Linked DNA regions of Homo sapiens: regions 1, 2 and 3 are each linked to region 4. The links are chromatin contacts, found by Hi-C or POLR2A ChIA-PET in ENCODE. All regions are on one chromosome and are shown on one strand. Each heading gives the region's core, a stretch centred on a gene start or an enhancer-like site at or near the end of the contact. The rest is flanking DNA. Distances are from core to core; before and after follow the strand shown.

Region 1 (6,007 bases), core at 2,402-4,901, 2.9 Mb before region 4:
GGGGCTGGGTGCGGTGGCTCATGCCTGTAATCCCAGCACTTTGGGATGCCGAGGAGGGACAGCCTTTAAGCCCAGGAGTTGAAGGCCAGCCTAGGCAACAAGGTAAGACCTCATCTCTACTAAAAAAACAAAACAAACAAACAAAAAAAAAAACGTGCCTATGATCCCAGCTACTCAGGAAGCTAAGGCAGGAGGATCACTTGAGCCATGATCGCGCCACTGCATTCTAGCCTGGGCAAGAGAGAGGCTCTGCCTCAAAAAAATAATAACAATAATAACGTTTTGGGCTGGGTGCAGTGGCTCATGCCTGTAATTCCAGTGCTTTCGGAGCCCAAGGTTAAGAGGATCACTTGAGGCCAGGAGTTTGAGATCAACATAGCAAGACCCCATCTCTACAAAAATAAAAATAAAAATTAGCCAGGCATGTGCCTATAGTCCTAGCTACTTGAGAGGCTGAGGTACTTGAGCTCAGGAGTTTGAACCTGCAGTGAGCTATGATCACACCACTGCACTCCAGCGTGGGCTACACAATGAAGCTATGTCTCTAAAAAAAAATCTTTTTAAATTTTTTTTGGCATTAATTGTTTATACATACTTTGCTAAACACCCAAAACTGTTCTTGAAAAAAAAAAAATGAATCTCATGACACACACCGACATTAGCTGTAACTTCCTATCTTCTATAAGCTGAGTAAAAAAGTTAATCATTACTAAAAAAAAACCATAAACCCCAAATTGTAGGAAACACCTGGAAAATTTACAAACCTATGGTCCAGCAATTCGCTAAATAAATCTGGGGGCACATTTTGAAGGAAATTTTCCAGTATCCCAGGATAGATGGAACTGGATCTAGTCTGGCTAAGTTAGACTGGCTTAGTTATATTAGCCTTTTGAAGAATATCTGTATTATCTGACAATAATGTTCATGATTTGGTATTAGGTATAAAAGAGTTACAAAAAAGAATGAAGTTTTGGAAGGGTCTTCAGAGAAAAATGAGTGGGAGATGACTCTTCCCAATTCAGAGTATTCTACTGTAATACTTCTTTTCCAGCATCACTTGGCACAATTCAACCACTCAGCTACTTAACAAAACTGTATGAGGCCGGGCGTGGTGGCTCATCCTTGTAATTCCAACACTTCGGGAGGCCAAGGCGGGCGGATCACTGGAGATCAGGAGTTCAAGACCAGCCTGGGAAACATAGCGCAACCCTGTCTCTACTAAAAATACAAAAAAATCAGTGGGGTGTGGTGGCGGGTGCCCGTGATCCTAGCTACTCAAGAGGCTGAGGCAGGAGAATCGCTTGAACCCTGGAGGCAGAGGTTGCAGAGATCGAGTCACTGCACTCAGGCTTGGGTGACAGAGTGAGACCCTGTCTCAAAAAATAAATAAAAAGAAAAAAAACTGAGAGGCAGTAGCACAAAAAATGTTTTATATTTTACAGAGTTCTAGTTTACGTTGTTCCATGGATTCACTGGGTTCTATTATTGTTTTTCCGTGTTCCCATCTTTGTAACATCGTACTAACCTTCATAACATGTAAATACTGCTGAACCTCAATCCCAATAAACTACTAAAGGATTTTTAACATCATACGTTTTGTTTTGCAATGTATTTTTGAAACACATCAAATTTAAATTTTCTTTCCTTTCCATCCTTCTACTGGGCAAGTTTCATATCCTGAATTCCTCATGTAGAACTCTAGAAGGAATTCCATTCCACCTGCGGAAGGACACCTAGTTTACGTATTTGACCTACAGAAAAATTTCTCTGCAACTCTTTCAAATGCTAGTAAAAAACTCCACCCAGTCAGCCTCCCACAACCCCTCCCTTTAACCATCTTCTCCTCCCCACTATCGCCACCCTACCTTGTGCATTCCTTCGTAAACTTACTTCTCATCACCTTCAAGGTTCCACTCCCCTCTTGCCTACATCTGTTTTCATATCCTCCCACTCCCCCAATTCCTGCCAAGAAGCCCCGCTAGCTGCCTGTTGCATAACGGCTCCCCCATTCCGTCTCCCTCGGCAGTCGGCCCCGCTCCCGGGAGCAGGAATGCCCCTTTCGGCCCGGCCCCTCCTCCCTTCCGCAACACGCCCAGCAAGTCCCCGCGACGCAGCTCCAGCGGGGATTCTCTCTCCAAGCTGGGCGGGTCGTCCTTGCCGGCTGGCACCTCGGGTAGCGAGCCCCGAGGGCAGAGGAGCCGGCTCCACCCGGCCTGGCCCCGAACCCTCCGCGGCGCCGGCCAATCGCCGCTGCCATCCTCCCGCTGGGGTGATGTCTTCAGGTGTCCGGGAGGGGAGAAAGCCCTGCGTACTTCCAGCCCCGCTCCTGTGCCAGGAACCGGCGGCCCTCCGAGCCCTCCGGAGCCGGCCTCCGGGCCCCGAGCGCGGCGAGGCAAGCAGGGGCGGCGAAGGGTCCGGGTGGGCGGCGGCTACCCGCAGCCCAAAGGCGTGGGCCTGCGAGGCGGGCGGCGCGCGGCCAGGGATGGGCAGCAGCGGGGTACCGAGGCGCCGAGGCCTGGACGCGGGCGCGGCGCGGAGGCCTCGGCGTCCCCAGCCGGGTGTGGGGCGGCCGACTGACTGACGCCGGGCGGGGGCCGCCGACTGCCTCAGCCACTGCGCGGGGCGGGGGCGGCAGCGGCCTCTAGCCTCCCTCGTTCCCTCCCTAGTCCGCTTGCCCGCTCGCCCGCTCGCTCGCTCGCTGGTCCATCCGCCTCCTCACCTTCAGGACCCGGATCCCTCCCGGCCGGCGGCTCGCGGGCGCTTCGGGCGGCTCCGGGGGCTCCAGCGGGCCCGCGGGCCCCGGCTCCACCTCCCCCATCGGCGACCCAGGATTCACAGAGACGCCCGGCCCGCGCGACGGCGTGCGGAGCCTCGGCGGCGCGCGCGAGCAACCGGTGGCCCCGCCCCCCGCGGCCCGCCGGCTCCGCCCCTCCGGCGGCTCGCCAGCTCCGCCCCTCCCGCAGCCCCGCTGGACCTAAGCAGCTGCCGGCGCCGAGTGGCCCGGGCGCCACCGAGCCGCATTCCGGCCGCGGCCCGCGTGGCGGAACCTGGCACCACCGCAGAGCGCTGGGCCTCCACTGCCCGCCGCCCTAGGCTTGGAGGACTAGAGCGCAAGGAGGGGTATTTGCTGCTTTCCCCGCCCTCTAAGAAACCCGCGGGAGAAAGAAGCAGGTGGCGCCGGCACCTGTCAATTGTGACAAGACGCTGCCCTCCGCCAGGGTGGCTCTTGTAACTTCCCTCACCTGCCAAGCCGTTGAACGAACTGTTGAGAATACTCACCTTGGCAAGGCCTTTTCTCTTCCTTATCAGAGATGCGTGCGACCTTCTTAAGCAAATTCAACCCAACCTCGTACAAAACGTCCGCTCACCTCCCAGCCATGTTTTAATTCCCTTGCCTCCTCCTGGAGCAAAATTATCAGAATTCGGTGCTCTGCTTCAAGCAGTAATATGGCCTGTGACCCGGTTTATGATTTATTTGCAAGGCTGATTCAGAAAAAAACTTTTAAAAGTTAACTTCTTTTCTTTTCTTTGTTTTGTTTTTCTTTTCGTTCTCGCAGTGATAGTAGTTTTGTTGCCAATGGGCCAAATTTGGAGTCAGCCAGCCTGTTTCCAGATCTCCCCTCTGCCCTTCTTTAGATCTATACCCCTGTGCAAGTTACTTGATCTAAGCCTTTCGTTCTTAAGCTGTGAGAAAGAGATTAAAATCTGCCAAGTAGTTATGATGAAGATTTAGTGCATACAAAGTGCCTAACGTATAGTGGGGATCCATAGTAGCCATTATAATTCCAAAATTCTAAATTGAAGATCCAATCGGTTTCTCGAAAAGTACTCTGTCGATTCCTCCTAAATTTTCCTAGGAAGGCTTCTAGACTTCCAGATTTTTAGGGCTTCCCCTCATACATAGGGTGTTGAATCTTCAAGCAACTTGTAAGGAATTAGACAGCAAAAAACAGTAATTTCTTCACTTTCATAGAACTGTAATTCCAGTACTTTGGGAAGCCAAGGCAGGCAGATTACTTGAGGCCAGGAGTCCGAGACCAGCCTGACCAACATAGCGAAACCCTGTCTATACCAAAAATACAAAAAAATGAGCTGGGCAGGGTGGCGCACGCCTGTAATCCCAGCCACTTGGGAGGTGGAGGCAGGAGAATCGCTTGAACCCGGGAGGCGGAGGTTGCAGTGAGACGAGATCGTGCCACTGCACTCCAGCCTGGGTGACAAAGCAGGACCCTTTGTCCCTATTATCCATTGCTTCAGTTTGCCTCATTCAGACTAACTGTATGTCTAGAATAATTGCAGGCTTAGTACAAGACTTTTAGATTTAACAGAGCAGTCTGTGTCCCCCATCTGAGATATGTATCCATTTGGAGATATTTTAAATGCCAGGACCAAATTTGGCTCTTGCAGGTTCCGACCCCTTTCTGACCTACTTTCTCCCTTCACAAGTTAGCTTTGTATATACCAAAATTCCAATCTCCAGTAATCTTCATTTCTTGGCCTCATTTTAATGCATTAAAAACGATTTGTCACTGTGAGTCTGGTTTAAGGTGGGAGAAAACTCTTAGGTCATCCACCTCCTGGATTTTCCTTCCACCTTGAAATTATTTTCAGGAAAGGTACTCAAAGTAGTTGGATTCCCATTTCAGTGCTTACTGGGTAATTTCTCCCAACAAGAAAACTGGTATATAAGCAATAGGCACCAATATGGAGACAGAAGCAAATTTTAACAAGGGCAGGCAAGCAGTGATAAGAAAAAAATGTGGTTTAGAACAAGTGTTTCTGGCTGGGTGCAGTGGCTCATGCCTGTAATTCAGCACTTTGGGAGGCCAAGACGGGCAGATCACCTGAGGTCAGGAGTTTGAACCCAGCCTGGCCAACATGGCAAAACCCCATCTCTACTAAAAATACAAAAATTAGGCAGTGTGGGGGCACGAGCCTGTAGGCCCAGCTACTCAGGAGGCTGAGGCAGGAGAATCACTTGAACTTGGGAGGTGGAGGTTGCAGTGAGCCGAGATATCGCGCCACTGCACTGCAGTCTGGGTGACAGAGGGAGACTCTTGTCTCAAGGAAAAAAAAAAGTGTTTTTCAAAAGCCTTTTATATTTTTTTTATTTTTGAGACAGGGTCTCGCTTTGTTGCTCAGGCTGGAGTACGGTATGGACACAATCATAGCTCACTGCAGGTTCAACCTCCATGGGCTAAGGTGATCATGCCACCTCAGCCTCCCAGTAGCTGGGACCACAAGTGAGCACCACCCTACGCTTGGCTACTTTTTGCATTTTTTTTGTAGAGATGGGGCTTCACCATATTGTCCAAGCTGGTCTCGAACTCCTGAGCTCAAGCCATCCGCCCACTTCAGCCTCCCAAAATGCTGGGATTACAGGTGTGAGCCACCACACCTGGCTGTAAGAGTCTGTTTCTTGAGGCATTATACATTACCTTTTCCAGATTTCATGAGTAGAAGCTCTTTATTGACTGACTACACAAAAAGGAAAGATCTTGTTGCAGAACTAAAGTTTCAGCTCATGCTGGGGAACAGCAGTGGTGAATAATTGTTTAATTAAAGGGATAGTAGGCATAAGCATTGCTATTTACTTCTTCATTCTGGCAACAGTAGTTCCTCTTTCAAAAGGGAAAACATAAAAAAAAAAACCCATCCGCCCAAAAGTTTCAGGGGCTAATTTATGATGTAACTACCTTTAATGGTTCCCATGATTTAAGATCCAATTCAGTAGTGACAACCAGTTGATTTTTTTCAAATCATGTAGTGCCATTAACATTTTATACTTTGTTTCAAAGGTCACATATTGATGTTCTCCCCCAGTTCAAGGCACTGTGCATTATGTATGCCAAGGGTTATGTAACTACAATTTCTGGAAATGGTAAACAGCTGAGACTAACCCTAAAAATAAATTCCTCTGGGATTTTTTTTGTGCGAAAATCCATCTGCCCTCACTGCAGGTTCATCATTACAAAAATCACTGTTTAGCTCAAACCAAGAGACAGAG
Region 2 (5,756 bases), core at 1,180-3,679, 2.6 Mb before region 4:
CTTCCTTACTTTATTATTTTCAAACACTACAATGCCAACATTGTCAGTTTCGAAGTTCAAGGACATATCCTTTAAGCCTGAAGAAAACTCTACCATTTCTTCTGCTTGGAACATTCCTCAGCCCATGTACATGGACAATACCATCACCAATACTTAAGACATGCCCAGTTTCTTCAAGGTCAGCAGAGGTATCAGCTCCAAGAACATGCTCTTTAAGAATAGAGGACATCTCAGCAGTCCCAGTCTTCTGAAGATGAGTGTTAGAGGCATGGAGGTTCCTTGCAGCAATGAAAGATGAACCCAAAGCATTTCTGGAGACCAGTCCTGCCCACCGAGTGAGGTCACGGGCTACGGCCGCGGAGACACACACAGACAGCATCTTTGCAGTTTCTCCACAGGTGGTACCTCCACAGCCGCAGCCTCTGGACTGACTGGGACCGTTTCAAGCATTTTTAAATGAAACCTGATGTTGATGAAATCTCTGAAAGTCAAGTCAGGTATCTTACACAATGCTGTAATTTCATTTCAATCCTTTTCATAAAGGGTAAAGTCCTTGTATATATTCTTTCAATACATGCTTTATCTAAGACACAAGCACTCTATCAATAAAAGTTTTAATTTAAACGACCAAAAAATTGGTGAGAGAGTGCTCAGAACTGAGGATAAACATGTAAGTAGTTTTTTGTCCCAGATGAGCAATGATTTATGTTGACTAAGGTGTGCTGAATTAACTTATTCCATTAAAGTGTAAAGGGAAGACAGGTTGATAAGCATAACTTTTACCTTGATAAATGTTTTCAATGATTTCTATTGCATGTAGACTGAAACACCTAGCATGTAAATTATTGCAGTAGAATCTGTCTCTAAGTCTCAGCTGGGTCTGTGAATTTGTTCTAATTTGATAGCTTCATACAACTGATGAAGCTCAAAAATGGCTTGACTCAAGATATTTCATACACCTTTCTTTTGCTCTAATTTCTGCTACGACAATAACCCAGCTATTTCAGCTGATGGCGGGAACACTGCAACTGGACAAAAATGACACGGATGGGTGTAGAGCCTCCAAACAATAAGTATCTGATTAATGCTGTTGACACCTAAGTCTACAGAGGCTATTCTCCAACGGCCAGGACATCATTAGGTAAGACATTTCAAAATTCTTCGTGAGGGCACGATTGCTTCAGAGGACTACAAAGTGACACATTAGGTCGTCATAAATCACCGCAGTACCATCCTGGCTAACACGGTGAAACCCCGTCTCTAAAATACAAAACAATGAGCCGGGCATGGTTGCGGGCGCCTGTAGTCCCAGCTACTCGGGAGGCTGACGCAGGAGAATGGCGTGAACCCGGGAGGCGGAGCTTGTAGTGAGCCGAGATCGCGCCACTGCACTGCAGCCTGGGCAACAGAGCAAGACTCTGTCAAAAAAAAAAAAAAAAAAAAAAAAAAATCACCGCAGTAAACCACACTCCAACGGGCCTGCACACTCAGGGTCTTGATTAGAAACAGTATTTAAAAAAATACCTCCACATCTGTTGCACCACAATGCCAAGGTATAACCAGGGCCACTTTCTCCAGGAGGCACAACAGGCGCAGGGCCAGGGAAGGGCCTCTGACACTTTTAGGATCTCAAGAAATTTTTTTTTTTTGGTTATTTTTCTTTGTTTGTTTTTGAGACAGAGTCTTGCTTTGTCGCCCAGGCTGGAGTGCAGTGGTGCTATCTCGGCTCACTGCAACCTCCACCTTCTGGGTTCAAGCGATTCTCCTGCCTCAGCCTCCCGAGTACCTGGGATTACAGGCGCCTGCCACTACGCCCGGCTAATTTTTGTATTTTATTTTATTTTTTAGTAGACACGGGGTTTTGGGTGTTGACCAGGTCTCGAACTCCTGACCTCAAGTGATCTGCCTGCCTCAGCCTCCCAAAGTGCTGGGACTACAGGCGTGAGCCACCATGCCCGGCCTCAAGAAAATGTTTTAATTTCCTTAAAAAACCTTAAGAAAAATCAACTTTTAAGTTGAAAAAGTTTATATATTAACATATTCATCTTTATATCAACACAGCAGTAAAATTTATTTTTTAAAGTGATAAAAACTGTACAAATATTTCTGGTGTGAAACACAGTGTTTTGATGCTCGCGGACTCTTGGATTCGAGGCTGCGGTAGTACGGACAAACACCGTGCAGCGGCATCTCATCTCCGCCAACAGCCGGCGATCAAGCGGGCAGGCTGGGAGAGGGCGGGCGGAAGAGGCGTGGCCGCCGCTACTGCGCACGTGCACCCAACCAGAACCTGGGGGTGGTGCCGGGCCTTCCCCGCTGCGCGGAGGCGTCCTCTCAACCCTTCTGCCCGGCGACTGGTGGGTTGGCGGCTAAGGGGCGGAGACAAGAGGGGCCGCCACCATCTCCTCCAATGGAAGGGAGACAGGGGCGGGCTTAATGACGGAAGGAGCATGGCGTGGAGACACCTGAAAGTGAGTCCCGCGAGTGAGCAGTGTGGATGGGGGACCAGGGACCGGGGAGGGCGAGAACGGAGAGTCAGGCCGGGCGAGGCATGGACCGAAGGCGGCTCCGGGAGTGTGGGCCCCCCTGGGACGTGTGCGTGTTTCCGGGGTCTCCTGCAAATGCTCGTGCGTGTGCATTTGCACGTGGACTCGGTCAGGCGTGTGCAGACAGCGCCTGCAGGTCTGGGTGGGTGCTGATCTGAGTGTCTGCGCCTGGGCCATGTTTTTGAGCCTGGCACAGGGGTGCTTAGTGAACACATGACCGCCTAGCGTTGTGTGCCGGATCCAACGGGGAATGAAACTAGAGTAGGACATGCTCCCAACCCTTTTAGGTAAAGTTTTGTTAGGGGCGGGGGTCTCTGTGAAAAGTTCTTAGCTGTATCCCCGTATGTAATAGGTGTTCAGAGGCCGGGCGCGGTGGCTCACGCCTGTAATCCCAGCACTTTGGGAGGCCGAGGCGGGTGGATCATGAGGTCAGGAGATCGAGACCATCCTGGCTAACAAGGTGAAACCCCGTCTCTACTAAAAATACAAAAAATTAGCCGGGCGCGGTGGCGGGCGCCTGTAGTCCCAGCTACTCGGGAGGCTGAGGCAGGAGAATGGCGTGAACCCGGGAAGCGGAGCTTGCAGTGAGCCGAGATTGCGCCACTGCAGTCCGCAGTCCGGCCTGGGCGACAGAGCGAGACTCCGTCTCAAAAAAAAAAAAAAAAAAAAAAAAAATAGGTGTTCAGATATTTGTTGATTGACATGGTGGGGGGGAGTACAGTCTCCAAGGGAGGCAATGAATAACCTTGACTTTCTTTTTATATGTTTATTTGAGACGGAGTCTTGGGCTGTCGCCCAGGCTGGAGTGCAGTGGCGCGATCTTGGCTCACTGCAACCTCCGCCTCCCGGGTTCAACCGATTTTCCTGCCTCGGCCTCCTGCGTAGCTGAGATTACAGGCGCGCGCCACCACGACTGGCTAATTTTGGTATTTTTAGTAGAGACTGCAGTTTCACCATGTTGGTCAGGCTGGTCTCGAACTCCTCACCTCGTGAGCCTCCCAAAGTGCTGGGATTACTGGCGTGAGCCACCGCGCTCGGCCTGAGTCTCTTTTTAAAATAAATAAATGGAGAGAGATGGGATCTCACTGTGTTGCCCAGGCTGGTCTAGAACTATTGGCCTCAAGGGATCTTCCCGCCTCAGCCTCCCAAAGTGGTGGGATTACAGGCGTGGGCTACCGCGCCCAGCCAATGAATACTTGATCTACATGTCTTTAGCAGTTTGGAAGGATCCTTAAAAGCAAATCTAATCATGTCATTTCCTGGCTTAGGGAACAAAACCCAAATCTTTATTTTGGCCAAGACTCCTGCTCCTTTCTCCTGCCTCGTCTTAAGCCTTACTTTCCCTCACTCCTCTGTTCCAAACTTTCTCCCTTTTTCATTCTCTTCTGCTACTGAGAGAGCCTTTACACTTTTTCCTCTCCGTACTGCCTTCTGGTTAACTATTTTTTTAAATAATTGAACCAGAATAGGTTCAGAGAGACCCCCATCAACTCGTTTATCCCTTGAGTATCAGCTTTAAGTCATTTCCTTAAGGAAGCCTTTCCTTACCTCTAAGATTAGGTTGAATACTTCCATTACCTTATACTTTTTATCCTTCATCACAGTTGCTATGACTACATATTTGCATGATCATTAATTTCTGTCTGTCGCTTCATAAGATCACACTCTCCATGAGGGTAGGGGCAAGATCTGTTTTGTCATCTTTGCTCAATCAGTATTTGATGAATGACTGAACTAATGAATGAATAACTCAGCATGTGGCAGTGATAGAGAAAAGCATTGTGAACCACTTTTGATCCAATAAGATCTGAAGCTTCTGTTTTATATTTTACACCCCCGTTACCTTGAAATGGAATATATGTATAATGTCTTTGTATGTATACATTTTTGAGAGAGTCTGACTCTGTCGCCCAGGTGGAGTGCAGTGGTGTCATCCCGGCTCACTGCAGCCTGGACCTCCTGGGCTCAAGGGATCCACCCACTTCTGCCTCCCAAGTAGCTGAGACCGCAGGCGCACCACCATGCCTGGCTAATTTTTTATATTTTGTAGAGACGGGGTCTCACTATGTTCCCCAGGCTGGTCTCAAGCGCCTGAGCTCAAGCAGTCCTCCCACTTCAGCCTCCCAAAGTGCCGGGATTACAAGCATGAGCCACCAAGTCCAGCTATGTGCAATTTTTAAAAGCCAGCATAATTAATACCCTAACTGGAATATAAAGGAGAAAATGTAAAAGTAGTTTATATTAATAATAAAATTACATGTATTTCAGTATGTAAATATTGCTATGACTCCCCTAGTGAGATAGTTGTGTTTAAGTCTCTACTTAGAAATGCAGGTACACAGGTGTGTTACATATCAGGCACCCCAGGAAAGCACTGTACCATTCCCGATGAGATTTTCTGAAATGGTGAACAATTCTTGGGAATGTTCTATGTGAAACTGTACAGTTGTCCCTCAATTTACAAGATATTTGTACTGTATGTGAAAACCATGTAGAGGCTGGGCACGGTGGCTCATGCCTGTAATCCCAGCACTTTGGGAGGCCAAAGCAGGAGTACTGCTTGAGCCTAAGGGTTCAAGACCAGCCTGGGCAACATAAAGAGGCTCTATCTCTTCAAAAAATTGGCTGGGCTTGGTGGCATGTGCCTGTGGTCCCAGTTACTTGGGGAGGCTGAGGAGGGGAGGATTGCTTGAGACCAGGAGGTCAGGAAAGACAGTTTGTGTTTATGTGGTAAAATATAGTTTGGCTTAGATAATATGAACGGATAATTTTTACCCACACAAATGTCAGAATGTTCAAAAGTCACACAGGAAATGGGGCAGTTCATGTCAGATAGTCTCAAGCCAAGAAGGATGTCTGACTTTATGGATTCCTGCCCACCACATCTATTAGCATTACCCTGTCACTGTAACCAGTAGCAGTGTCCACCACGATCACCCTAGGGGACAGTACTGTCCCTCTTTAAATTTCTGGCCTGGAGTCCCAGGACAGCCTTTAGGGCCTGAAGAAGGTGTGTAGGCAGAAGTATAGATACAGCCTCTGACTGTAGAGACCAGTGTCAGCGGAAGGCTAAGGGCGTCTGTTTCATGTGACCTGCCGTTATGCCCTCTGTGTACCTGGGTGTGAAGGGCTCAGGAAGGGTGCTGCAGCCTGGCCTGGGGGACCCCCCTAATATGCTCTTTTTTGCAGAAGCGGGCCCAGGATGCTGTG
Region 3 (6,099 bases), core at 2,128-4,627, 2.8 Mb before region 4:
CAAACAAAAAAGAACTGAAAACAATTCATAAAGCAAGGACAGACTAAATTACAAACACCTAAAACAGTATTTTTAAATGTTCTGAAGCTCTAAGTAAGAGTTTTAAAGTTTTGATAGCAATTAAGTCCTGCTATATACACAAAATTTTAAAATCCTCATCAAATGCAAATAAGGGGATTAAGCATTGTGGAAAATCTGTTTTGGTATGTAGATTGCCAATTCAATTTTTTTAATTAAAAATAATATCTTGGAAAATACTCATTCAACTTTTTAAATTTGTATAAATTAAAAGTTTTGGCCAGGTGAGGTGGCTCACACCTGTAATCTCAGCACTTTGCGAGGCCGAGGCAAGAGGATTGCTTGAGCCCAGCCTGGGCAACATGACAAAACACTATCTATACAAAAAATACAAAAATTAGCCCTGCGTGGTAGCACACGCCTGTAGTCCCAGCTACGTGGAGGGCTGAGGCAGGAGGATCGCTTGAGTCCAGGAGGTCCAGGCTGCAGTGAGCTGAGACCACTGCACTCCAGCCTGGGCAACAGAGTGAGACCCTGTCTCAAACAATAAAAATAATAAAAAAAAAAAAAAAGAGTTTTTATAAATCATAAAGAAGTTGGTTTTGTTTGCATACCACTGATTTTTAAAACTCCTTTTTTAAATAAACACTGGGGTGAAATATCACCAAGGCATTCCTGGCAAATTCTGTACTTTAAAGTTTCACTCTAAAATCTGCCCTCAAATCTAGAACTGCTATCAATGACAGAGGTCAGACCAAAGAACAAGCAACTGCCCCCAAAAGAAAACGGAGGTTTCCTAAACGCAAAGCAGACATTCAAATATGCACTGATCAATGGTGCACTAAACAACACTTTGCTAGGAATTTGTTAAGGCAAAAGGACCCTTTCTACAGTGAATGCAAACTATCTAAGAATGAATTTTTAAAAGTTTAATATTTTTAAATATTTTGGTAGAGACGGAGTCTCATTAGGTTGCCCAGGCTGGCCTCCAACTCCTGGGCTCAAGGGATCCACCTTCCACCTCCCAAAGTGTTGGGATTACAAGCATGAGCCACTGAGCGCCCGCCTGAATGACATTTAAATACCAATATATTAAAGCATGAAAAACACTGAGTTAACTAACATCTATGTGATAGCTCTTCTAACACCTTACTTGAAAAGTCTAAGTCAGAAATGGAACATTTCAGTAGTAACTGCGAGGGCATACTTACTAAATGAGTGAGCATTACATAGGTGTTCAGTGTTTGACAGTTCCTTTAAACCAAAAGAGAAAATTCCATTGCTTCAGGGTAATACAGAACTCACGTATCTAATAGTAACTAATATATTTTTGAAAAATCTGCTTAAATAACAAGATCACTGAGTATTTAAACTGAAAATATTGTTTTCTTCTGAGACATCATATGACCTATAGAGGAATTTATCTACAATCTCATTTCAATAACCTGATAATAATAATGCATCTATAAGTGGCTTAGCAATATTAAAAAGCTTGACTCAATTCAAGTTATAAATTTAAACTTCAACCACTAGACTGTGATCTCAAATAAGTTAATTTCTCTTTTGCAGATGTGAAAACCCAGGCTGAGATGAAATAAGGGTGATTCAATCACACTCGCCTAACTTGAAACGTAGGAAATGTATCAGTGAATAACTGTGAAATACTTTTTGCCAGGCACGGTGGCTCACGCCTGTAATCCTAGCACTTTGGGAGGCCGAGGCGGGCGGATTACCTGAGCTCAGGAGTTCGAGATCTGCCTGGGCAACATGATGAAACCCCATCTCTACTAAAATACAACAACAAAAAATTAGCCGGGCGTGGCGGCGTGTGCCTGTAGTCCCAGCTACTTGGGAGGCTGAGGCAGGAGAACTGCTTGAACCCGGGAGGCGTAGGTTGCAGTGAGCCGAGACCGTGCCACTGCACTCCAGCCTGGAGACAGAGGGAGACTTCGTCTCAAAAAATAAATAAATAAAAATAAAGACATACTTTTTATTCAAGCATGCTAGACTGCAAACATGCCTTTAGAATAAAAGTGACGAGATTACGAGTACTTAGAGGGTTCATATTTTTCAAACGTGAAAGTTAGGGTGTGTGACAAGTTAGGTATTTGACAAGTATTCTAGGGAACGGTGGAAGTGAATATTTAAAATTCAGCTATCCCCAGAAAAACCCAATACATGAAATCATTACAAGTATTTTTTAGAATCAGTCAGCAAAGATCATTACTGTACAAACACTTCAAAGTTAAGGTCACTAAGAAAGCACTAACTCCTCCCTTCTGTTAACTAATCACTGTAAAGCAGCCCAACTCTCCTTTCTACCTACCTCAGATTAATATTTTTCTCCATGGACAGATTTCCGTGCTCAGGGATATATAATAGGGGAGAAAAAAAAATACCACACAAGTGTCAGTAAGCACCAAAAAGCTAAGTATTCAGCACAGGGAGGGAATCCACATATGAGAAAACATTTGACAGCTCTTGCCTCCCAAAAGCCATTTAATCTGCTTCATAAACATAATCTGCTTCATAAACATTACCCTGAGCGAGTGGTTCGATGGATCTCCTACACCGAGTCCTAACCGGGAAACACAATCAACCGAACCGTCCCGACTCTTTCAGGCAATCAGGAAGACCGGGAGAATTATTAGACGCTGACGTCCGCAGGGCCAGGAGCTGAGAAAAGGGTAAACAGTATACTCGCAGGTAGGTTGAAAAAAACAAAACAACAACATATACACACACACACGAAAAATTGGGAAAGAAGTTGGTCGGAAGGTTAGAGAGAGGCGAGGCCGATGTCCGGTTCCGAGAGGACGGCACTGCAGGGGCAGGCAGCGATTAACTGGGCATTTGGATATGCTGGGAGTTATCTGACAGACCTGACACGGGTACAAGACACAAGAACGCTGATACGTGGCTCAGAGAAGACACGCGGGGGTGGGGCCCGCCCCGCTAAACCCCAGGCTCCCTGAATGAGCCCTCAAAGATCGCAGCCTGAGAAAGTCAAGGGTTCAAGGAGGCCCGTACCGGCGGGGCAACGCCACAACACGGAACGCCGCGGCGCGCGGAACCTCCCGGTCCGAGGCCTCGGGGTCGGCCCTCCAGAAGTCGGAGCAGCCCCTGGGGCTCCCGGCCTCTCCTGGCCCAGCTTCTCTGTCTTCTCTTCTCAACACCCACAGCCTGGGACTGGACCCCTGAAACTGAAAGGAAGCTTCCGGTCGAGCGCCCGCGGCAGCGGCGGGGCAAAAGCAGCAATATGCTCTCAGCGCCGGGAGTGACACTCACCGGCCCGAAACCTCGAATGAAACCAGCAGCTCCGGGGGCGGCGGCAGCAGTGGCAGCAGGAACCGAACATCCAAAATGGCGGCTCCCTCGGCCTCACCACCGCTACCGCAGGCGGAGGGATCCTGAGGAAGGAGGGAGTTTTTAACTAACTTCACACACTATTGAGGAAACTTCGCTCCCTGTCCTCCTCTCCTGGTCGTTTCCGTGTCCTCGTACTGCAACTTATCGTGCCTTTTCTCTCGAATTATCCAAGAACTCGGACCCTGCCGAGGACTATTTGCCAAGGAGGAGGCGACTGCTCCTGGCAGAGCGACGCAAACGTAGCAAGGATCGGGGCTGTCACTGATGACGCGAGACGCTGCTGCCGAGTCACCGCTGCGATGAGTCTGAGCGAGAAAGATCCGGCCTACCCCGTAGCGGACGGACATTGGTTCCGCTTGGTGAGGGGGTAGGGGGGTGGGGGGTAGGGGGGTGGGGGGGTAGGGGGGGTGGAGCTGGGCTACCAGGAAGCGGTGGAGCCACCTGGAGGGGGCGGAGCTAAGTCAGGTAGCCCAGGAAGTGAGAGCAAGCGAGACAGGTGGGGGCGGAGAAGACAGCAGGGCTGAAAAGGTCTTCGTCCACGGGAATCCCGAACTCTTTGCTGTCTCCTTTAAGATTTTTGCTTTCTTTATAACTTAAGGAGCATGCTCCAGGTGGTATTCTATGGTTTTATGGTGTCTTTGCAACATATTTTATGAAGAGTTAAGAGGATGACTGAAAAGAATGGATTCCACGCCCGGTACCGCGGTGCTTGCACTGCTCAAGTCACTTAAACTCTCCAGGGATTCAATTTCCTCATATGTAGAAAGAAGACTTGGACTCATGTTAGCTGAAACCCTTACAGAATGGGCTTTCGGTCTATGACTCCATGAATTAATAACCAGGGCCAAAGAAAGTCTAACCAGACAGTTCCTAACCTGATAAATAATTACTAACATATGACGTGAGTCTTTTCCATGTGAATGTAAAGAGGGCCTGATATCTTGGCCTGTTTAAAGGAAAGGTGACCTACCTAGACTAAAATCCTTCTGCTAGATTGGCAACAAAGTACAATACAACACAGCAGCAGGCTGGGTGCCAAAGAGAACAGAACCAACCACACAAAAAAAATTTTTTTTTTTTTTTTGAGACAAAGTCTCGCTCTGTTGCCCAGGCTGGAGTGCAGTGGCGGGATCCCGGCTCACTACAACCTTGCCTCCCGGGGTCAAGCAATTTCTCGTGCTTCAGCCTCGCAAGTAGCTGGGATTACAGGCTCCCGCCACCACGGCCGTCTAATATTTGCATTTTTAGTAGAGAGAGGGTTTCGCCATGTTGGCCAGGCTGGTCTTGAACTCCTGACCTCAGGTGATCTGCCTGCGTCGGCCTCCCAAAGTGTGGAGATGACAGGTGTGAGCCACCGGCCTGGCCAGAACTAACCACAAATCTTGAGTTTAGGATTTGGGTGTCATAGAGAGAAGGTTGCACTTTTTTCCTTAGTCATTTTCATGCAGGGATTTCAAAACACTTAACAAAAATTGCTCTAAGTAGGCCGGGCACAGTGGCTGACGCATGTAATCCCAGTACTTTAGGAGGCCGGGGTGGGCGGATCACCTGAGGTCAGGAGTTCGAGACCAGACTGGCCAACATGGTGAAACTCCATCTCCACTAAAAATACAAAATTAGCCGGGCATGGTGGTGGGCACCTGTAATCCCAGCTACTCGGAAGGCTGAGACAGGAGAATCGCTTGAACCTGGGAGGCAGAGGTTGCAGATAGCCGAGTCTGGGCGACAGAGTGAGACCCTGTCTCACAAAAACAAAAAAAAATTGAACCAAGTAGGCCCATCTGTACAATTTTGTCCCTGAACTACTGGGGCATGCCAAGTGGCTGGAAAGAAAGGAGGCCATGGGTGCGATAATAATTATCATTTGTATTATTAAATATTGATATCACATTGTTCATAAGGCACTTTCATGTGTATAATCTAATCTGACCCTCTGGACAACCTCCTGAGTCAGGCTAGGCAAGCATAAGTAACTTAGTTTTACAAATAAGGAAAAAGAGGCTCCAAGAAACTAACTTGGCTAAAAGACACATCCTCTCCCCTCCTCCACTGGGGTTCTGCTACAGAGCTATAGAGTGCCTTTTTTTTTGAGACAGAGTTTCACTCTTGTTGCCCGAGCTGGAGTGCAATGGCGTGATCTTGGCTCACTGCAGCCTCCGCCTCCCAGGTTCAAGTGATTGTCCTGCCTCAGTCTCCCAAGTAGCTGGGACTACAGGCGCATGCCACCACGCCCAGCTAATTTTTTGTATTTTTAGTAGAAACGGGGTTTCACCATGTTACCCAAGCTGGTCTCGAACTCCTGACCTCAGGTGATTCACCCACCTCGGCCTCCCAAAGTGCTGGGATTACAGGCATGAGCCACCATGCCAGGCCAGAGTGCCATTTTATAAATTAGCATAGGGTACCACAATCTTCCACCACCCCTACCTACCCACCCACCTACCTACCTACCTACCTACACACATACCTACACTCTCAGGGTGGATGGAGTCAACCCCCAACAAGTGGTTTAGAGAACAGAATGTTTACAGAATTCAGATCCTCTGCCATGCTGCTACTGTACAGTGCAACCATGGACTACAAGGCTAGTAAATAGTGGAATGAAGCCAAAACACAATTTCCTCTGAGGTATAGCTATGCAGGGAACACAGGCCAAACTTAGTTTGGGGTTTCCACATAAGTAAGAAGTTTGCAGGTTGCAAAGCAGAGTTA
Region 4 (5,497 bases), core at 2,144-4,643:
TTCCTTATCACATACTAAGCAACAGTATCTTCTCTTTCTTTGGTATTATTACTCCACCTACTAGAACAGCCCAGGGAATATTTTTTCTTTTCTGCCTTACACTTTCTAATTTTTTGTTTTTATTTAAATAACTTGAACTACTAATAATTATACACACACAACTAGGACTACTAACACACCATTACTGGCTATTACATCTATTATTTCATAGTGGACCCATGATATACTTGGCCTTTTTAAAAGCATGACTCATCCGAGAGCGTTAAAAAAAAAAAAAAAGAATCCCAAGGCCAGGCACAGTGGCTCACAACTCTAATCCCAGCACTTTGGAAAGCCCAGCTGGGAAGATCACTTGAACCCGGAATGTGGAGGCTTCAGTGAACTCTCAAACCCAGAAGACTGAGGCTGCAGTGAGCTATGACTGCACCACTGCACTCCAGCCTGGATGACAGAGCGAGACCCTGTCTCCATAATAAAAAATTTTTTTTCAGAAAGAAAAGTTCCATAAGGTTCCAAAAAGCAAAAGTTAAGTTTGACATATGCCAAGTACTACAGTGAATCCACATGAATGAACTGATATGTAGGCACTGTACTAGGTATCACAAGTATTTTAGAGAAGACAAGAATTCGGAAGGGTGTGCACAGATGATATGGAAATACGACACCATTTTATACGGTATAAGGTACTTGAGCGTCCTTGGATTTCAATATCTGCAGGAGGCCTGGAACCATCCTCCAGTGATACCAAGGAACAACTGTACTCATATGCTCTGCCTTTTCATAATTCCAATAATGGGTACGGATAGGAAAATGTTCCCTGCATTTGCATGCAAAGGGACAGAAAAGTACATATATCTATTTCACTATCAAATAGTTCTACTTACTGAACAGCAAATACAAAACATATTCTATACATGTTTCTTCAAATGTGCCTAACTAGTTTACTTCTTTAAGTTATGCTCTTTCAAACACATAGATCAGATTTAATTAACTCCCAGACTAAGCAGAATGAAATTTCCTTTCGCTGTCTTTAAAGAAAAAGAAAATAGGGTGGGGGTGGTGGCTCACACCACTAATCTCAGCACTTTGGGAGCCCGAGGCTGGCAGATCACAAGGTCAGGAGATCGAGACCATCCTGGCCAACATGGTGAAACCCTGTCTCTACTAAAAATACAAAAATTAGCTGGGCGTGGTGGCGCTCGCCTGTAGTCCCAGGTACTCAGGTGGCTGAGGCAGAATTGCTTAAAGCCGGGAGGTGGAGGTTGCAGTGAGCCAAGTTCAAGCCACTGCACTCCAGCCTGGCGACAGAGTGAGACTCCATCTCAAAAAAAAGAAAAGAAGTTTAAAAATAACTCCACCTCCTGAAGAATACACATAGGTGTTCACAGTACTCTTCCTTCATTATTTCTGTATGTAAAAACTGGAGGAAAAAACATTAAATTGGAAATTTGGTCCCTCCACCTCCCCCCAACCCCCCAAAACCCCCATTTCCAATTTATATGACGCCTTTCCTCCTCTGGAGCATAAAACTGCCTCCTTTAAGTGGAGGTTTCCAAATGTCCGGAATACACATGAAGGATATATACACTCCTTGAATAGGCCACTTTTTGCCACTTTCCCTAATAATGTGCTGTTTCTACCACAAACTACTACTAATTGTTTGGTCACCAGTATTAGGATCCTAGTTTGATGAAACGACATCTATTATGTGTCCTCAAAGAGCGAAAAGAAAATTCCAAAAAGTTCGACAGAGTTAGGAATATTAGCTGTATCTACCAGAGGACTATCCCTCTAGTCGTTAAGCTGAAGATGAGAAGTCAGGTAAGGCCTCACATTTCTAGGGGCTCTGGAAACTTCCTTTCTTTCTGTCTCCTGCTTATGTATGTCTTTTCCTCTATCTGAATTGCTTTTGTATAGAATACTAGAACACGAGATGAAGGGGGGAAATGCCAAGAGAAGCAAATTTCTACAAGCAAGTGGTCTTGCTATAGCTTGAACGCCTTAAACAAATCTGATATTTAAAAAAAAAACCAAAAACAGTATCAAGTGGTAGCTTCATTCTATTTGTCCACCTTTAGGGCTAATTTTATATACCTACACCTCTGGAAAAAGTTACTACTGTCAGATTTGCTCCCAAACTTTGAGAATTGTCATTATGGTCTGCAGCATTAAACCTAGATTATAAATTATCAATGTCACTTGATTATAAATTATCAATGTCACTCAACTGAATCACACCAAGCAACGACAAATGTAGATTTCATTAAGAGATACTGTTAAAATCACATTCAGACCTCAGAAAGGCAAGATCCCATAACCCAGTCACAAACACAGCTTCAAACGCTTCCCCAACTTTTCAAGCTTTGGGGCGCCAAGTCACTGGGAGTTAACAGCTTAAACATGGGGTTCAATACAACTGACCAAAGGAAGTGAAGAAAACAAAGCATACATTAATTTCAGCACCAAAAATATGGATTTGCGAATTACATCTACTGCTAATAAACAGATCATTCTTTACAGCCTAAGTACGCCAGGCATTTTTTTATGTTTAAATGGCTTGCCACAAATTGTCCTAGTCGAAACTGATGGCAAAATCCTAAACTGATCTTCGGCGAGGAGACACTCTGCATAGAGCATCACACAAAAGACAGGAGCGAACAGACACGCTCTGGGCCTCGGCGGATTGCGGCCAGGAGCCCAGGTTTTCGTCCCAGACCCCGGCAACAGGGAGGGAAATAAGGGCGGGGGAAAGAAGGAGTGGGAGTGGTATCCTTTTCCCTGAAAGCGCCTGGGAGTGAGGAGCAAAGAGGGAAGGAGCGAGTGCAGCACAGAGGAAGCAAGGAAAGCAGCCGACCGGCGTCAGCGGCTTCCAAGGCCGGCAACACCCTCGGGCCCGCACCAGGCCTGGCCCTCCCGGCTTCGTCCCACCTCCTCACCTCCCTCACATCCTGCAGGCACTCGAGCACCGCCAGGTTGTTGCTCCAGGTGTGCTTAGGGCACACGCGGGTCACGTCCTCCCTGCAGGACTCTTCCTCCGCCAGCTTCCAGCCCCCACCAGCCCCCGCTCCTCCCCGCCGGGCCGGAGGCCCACCCGCCGGGAAAGGCGGCTGCGGCGGCTGAGGCTGCTGTTGCTGTTGCTGCTGCTGCTGTTGCTGCTGAAGCTGCGATGACTGAGGCAGCTGGGGCAGCTGCTGACCCGCCGGGCCGCCGCCTCCGGCCTGCCCTACGAAGGACACAAAGTTGGCCCCGGGACCCTGGCCCTGGCTGTGGACGCCCTGGCCGGGGAGTTTCTCGGCCCCGGCCGCGAATAGCAGCAGCAGATGCAGCGCCGCCGACAAGCGGAACATCCTCCGTACACGTCCACACGCCGCCATCTTGAGTCCGCGGCGAGCTCGACGCACTCGCCGGCGCCGCGTATTTAAATGAGGGGGTGGAGACGCTGGGCGTGGCAGCGTGGCCCTGCCGAGCCCCGCCCCGCCGGCGCCGACCCGCGAACCCAGAGTGGGGCGAAGGAGGAGGCCGTGCTGGAAACCGCACACACCCTGGACCGGCGGGCGGGAGAGCGGCGCTCCTTACCCGGGGGGGTTGCTGGGGTTTCTTAAAAAGCCCGGGCAGGGCGGCCTACTCTAATTCCATTTGCTGTCACAAAAAAAAAAATCAAGGGAATTGGGGTTGCCACAACCAAAATGGCCGGTAGAATATGTCGCCGGTTCAATGACTTGGAAAACAAAAACTTTATATGTAGAGGTGAACTTTGCACAACCAGGTGTATTACGGAATCGGAAAGCCTCTCCTTGTATCGCTCCCTCCTTCCTTCCTTCCTTCCATCTGCCTCAGAAGTCTTTCTTAGCCAAAGAGAGAGACAGCATTGAATAGGGTTAAGAGCATAAGTTCTGGGGTAAGAAAAAAAATTAAGGTTATAATCCTTGCTCTGGCAGGGTACGCAAGAGCTCAAATGTAAAGTACCATTGGCAAGATTCGAAATAATAATTTAAGTGCCTGGCCCACAACACTGAACTCAAAAAGTCACAGCCAGTATTGTTAATAAACTGGGAAGCCGTTTATGCATGAATCCTGATTTTAAGCCAGCATTTAGATTCATGTTTAAAGGATGAAAAAATAATAATAAAACACATCTTTGAGGACTCGGGTTAAGTCTGTGTGTCGGTAACTGTTCTCATTGACCTGCATGCAACACCGCAGGCACCCCACACTAGCATCCCCTCCCTGTCCTTAGGAGAGAGGATATGTTCCCAAAGCCTCTTCACATCCGCTGTGTAATCTGAGCCATGCATCAGGCCTGCGTTAGGTTCTCATTTAACTGAAGAATGGCACAGAGATGTTAACAGTTCTGCGTGGAGGGATTAAATGAGCTGCCCAAGAGGAACTCTGCCATCCTGTAGACAGCTAGGCTAGCCACCAGAATCCCTGGGGCTTCCCACCACCCTGGCGCACTTTCATCCCACTCTGTCCATGCACATGTTGGGGAATGAGGGCAGTTTGGGTTGTGTAATCTCCACTGGTCATTGTGTCCAAAAATGCGAATTACATCTACTGTAGTAAACAGACAGCTTCTGCTGTCCTGACCCGCAAATGAGCAGTCAAGACCAAGTTAGACATAACTAGAACCTGAAAAGTCAGGAGCTCAGGGAACCCAAAAGGAGCTCCTGAGACTGAAGATATTCTGTGAGTACAAATTACCCACTGTGGCTGACCCCAGGCCTCTATCATGGGGAATGAGAGCTTGTTGGCATCTCCACCAACGGTCACCTTTGCTACTGTCATAAAATGATCATGAGGCTGCTGCTAACCTTGAGCACTGACTAAGGCAGCCCCATGTTTATTAGCAAACACATGGCATAGGTAAGTTTCAGTCAGGCAGGCTGGACACATCACCAGAAGTCCTTGAGATGTCACTAGCGTATGTTAATTTTTTTTTTTTTTTTTTGAGACGGAATCTCACTCTGTTGCCCAGGCTGGAGTGCAGTGGCGTGATCTCTGCTCGGAGCTGCCACCTCCACCTCCTGGGTTCAAGCAGTTCTCCTGCCTCAGCCTCCGAGTGGCTGGGATTACAGGCATGTGCCACCACACCCAGCTAATTTTTGTATTTTTAGTAGCGACGGGGTTTTGCCATGTTGGCCAGGCTGGTCTCGAACCCCAAACCTCAGGCGATCTGCCCACCTCAGCCTCCCAAAGTGCTAGGATTACAGGCGTGAGGTACTGCGCCTGGCCTCCATTAATTTTCAATGCTGAGTCTGCATGTGTTCAGACAAGTGGGAGATTATTTTAAGCCAGTTTAACTAGAAATTGACAATCCTAGATAAGCCATCAGTTACTTATCTTTCAGCCTGAACTGAGGAAACCACAGCCACAGATTGCCTCCAGAGATAGGGAGGAGTACACATGGCTATCTTGAAATCTCAGTCACCAAGAAGCAAGAAACAGATAAATCTGGGAACCTGGCCAGCTCAGGCTGTCAGGCAAGCGTAGACCTTAC

Evidence for each region. Hi-C counts contacts between places; a loop is a spot of excess contacts on that map. ChIA-PET counts read pairs that join two places held with the same protein, here RNA polymerase II (POLR2A). Pooled maps may share reads with other maps.
Region 1: a loop to region 4 is called in a map of naive thymus-derived CD4-positive, alpha-beta T cell, with 4 times the contacts of the local background. The contact joins the promoter of PHLPP2 here to the promoter of GLG1 in region 4. A Hi-C loop is called at or near these places in 1 of 168 maps with a recorded cell type or tissue (naive thymus-derived CD4-positive, alpha-beta T cell) and 6 of 50 pooled maps. POLR2A ChIA-PET finds 5 or more read pairs at or near these places in 2 of 52 experiments (BJ and OCI-LY7).
Region 2: a map of CD8-positive, alpha-beta T cell shows a loop between it and region 4 (10-fold over the local background). The contact joins the promoter of DHODH here to the promoter of GLG1 in region 4. A Hi-C loop is called at or near these places in 1 of 168 maps with a recorded cell type or tissue (CD8-positive, alpha-beta T cell), 1 of 37 single-sample maps with no recorded cell type and 7 of 50 pooled maps.
Region 3: a loop to region 4 is called in a pooled map, with 5 times the contacts of the local background. The contact joins the promoter of AP1G1 here to the promoter of GLG1 in region 4. A Hi-C loop is called at or near these places in 9 of 50 pooled maps.

The regions. Positions count from the first base shown.
Region 1 is chr16:71,721,050-71,727,056 of GRCh38, forward strand. It overlaps PHLPP2 (PH domain and leucine rich repeat protein phosphatase 2), which reads right to left and starts at 3,652. Exons shown (of 19, transcript NM_015020.3): 1 at 3,280-3,652. RefSeq lists an enhancer at 1,989-2,490 and a silencer at 2,256-3,225.
Region 2 is chr16:72,006,315-72,012,070 of GRCh38, forward strand. DHODH (dihydroorotate dehydrogenase (quinone)) reads left to right here and starts at 2,430. Exons shown (of 9, transcript NM_001361.5): 1 at 2,430-2,471; 2 at 5,736-5,756. The coding sequence starts at 2,451. It also overlaps the pseudogene ATP5F1AP3. RefSeq lists silencers at 2,182-2,281, 2,225-2,424.
Region 3 is chr16:71,805,457-71,811,555 of GRCh38, forward strand. It overlaps AP1G1 (adaptor related protein complex 1 subunit gamma 1), which reads right to left and starts at 3,378. Exons shown (of 23, transcript NM_001128.6): 1 at 3,307-3,378. It overlaps LOC124903714 (a long non-coding RNA gene), which reads left to right and starts at 3,502. Exons shown (of 2, transcript XR_007065110.1): 1 at 3,502-3,746. RefSeq lists enhancers at 2,509-3,156, 3,100-3,789, 4,350-4,429.
Region 4 is chr16:74,603,721-74,609,217 of GRCh38, forward strand. It overlaps GLG1 (golgi glycoprotein 1), which reads right to left and starts at 3,394. Exons shown (of 26, transcript NM_001145667.2): 1 at 2,937-3,394. The coding sequence starts at 3,374. RefSeq lists silencers at 2,965-3,144, 3,375-3,564.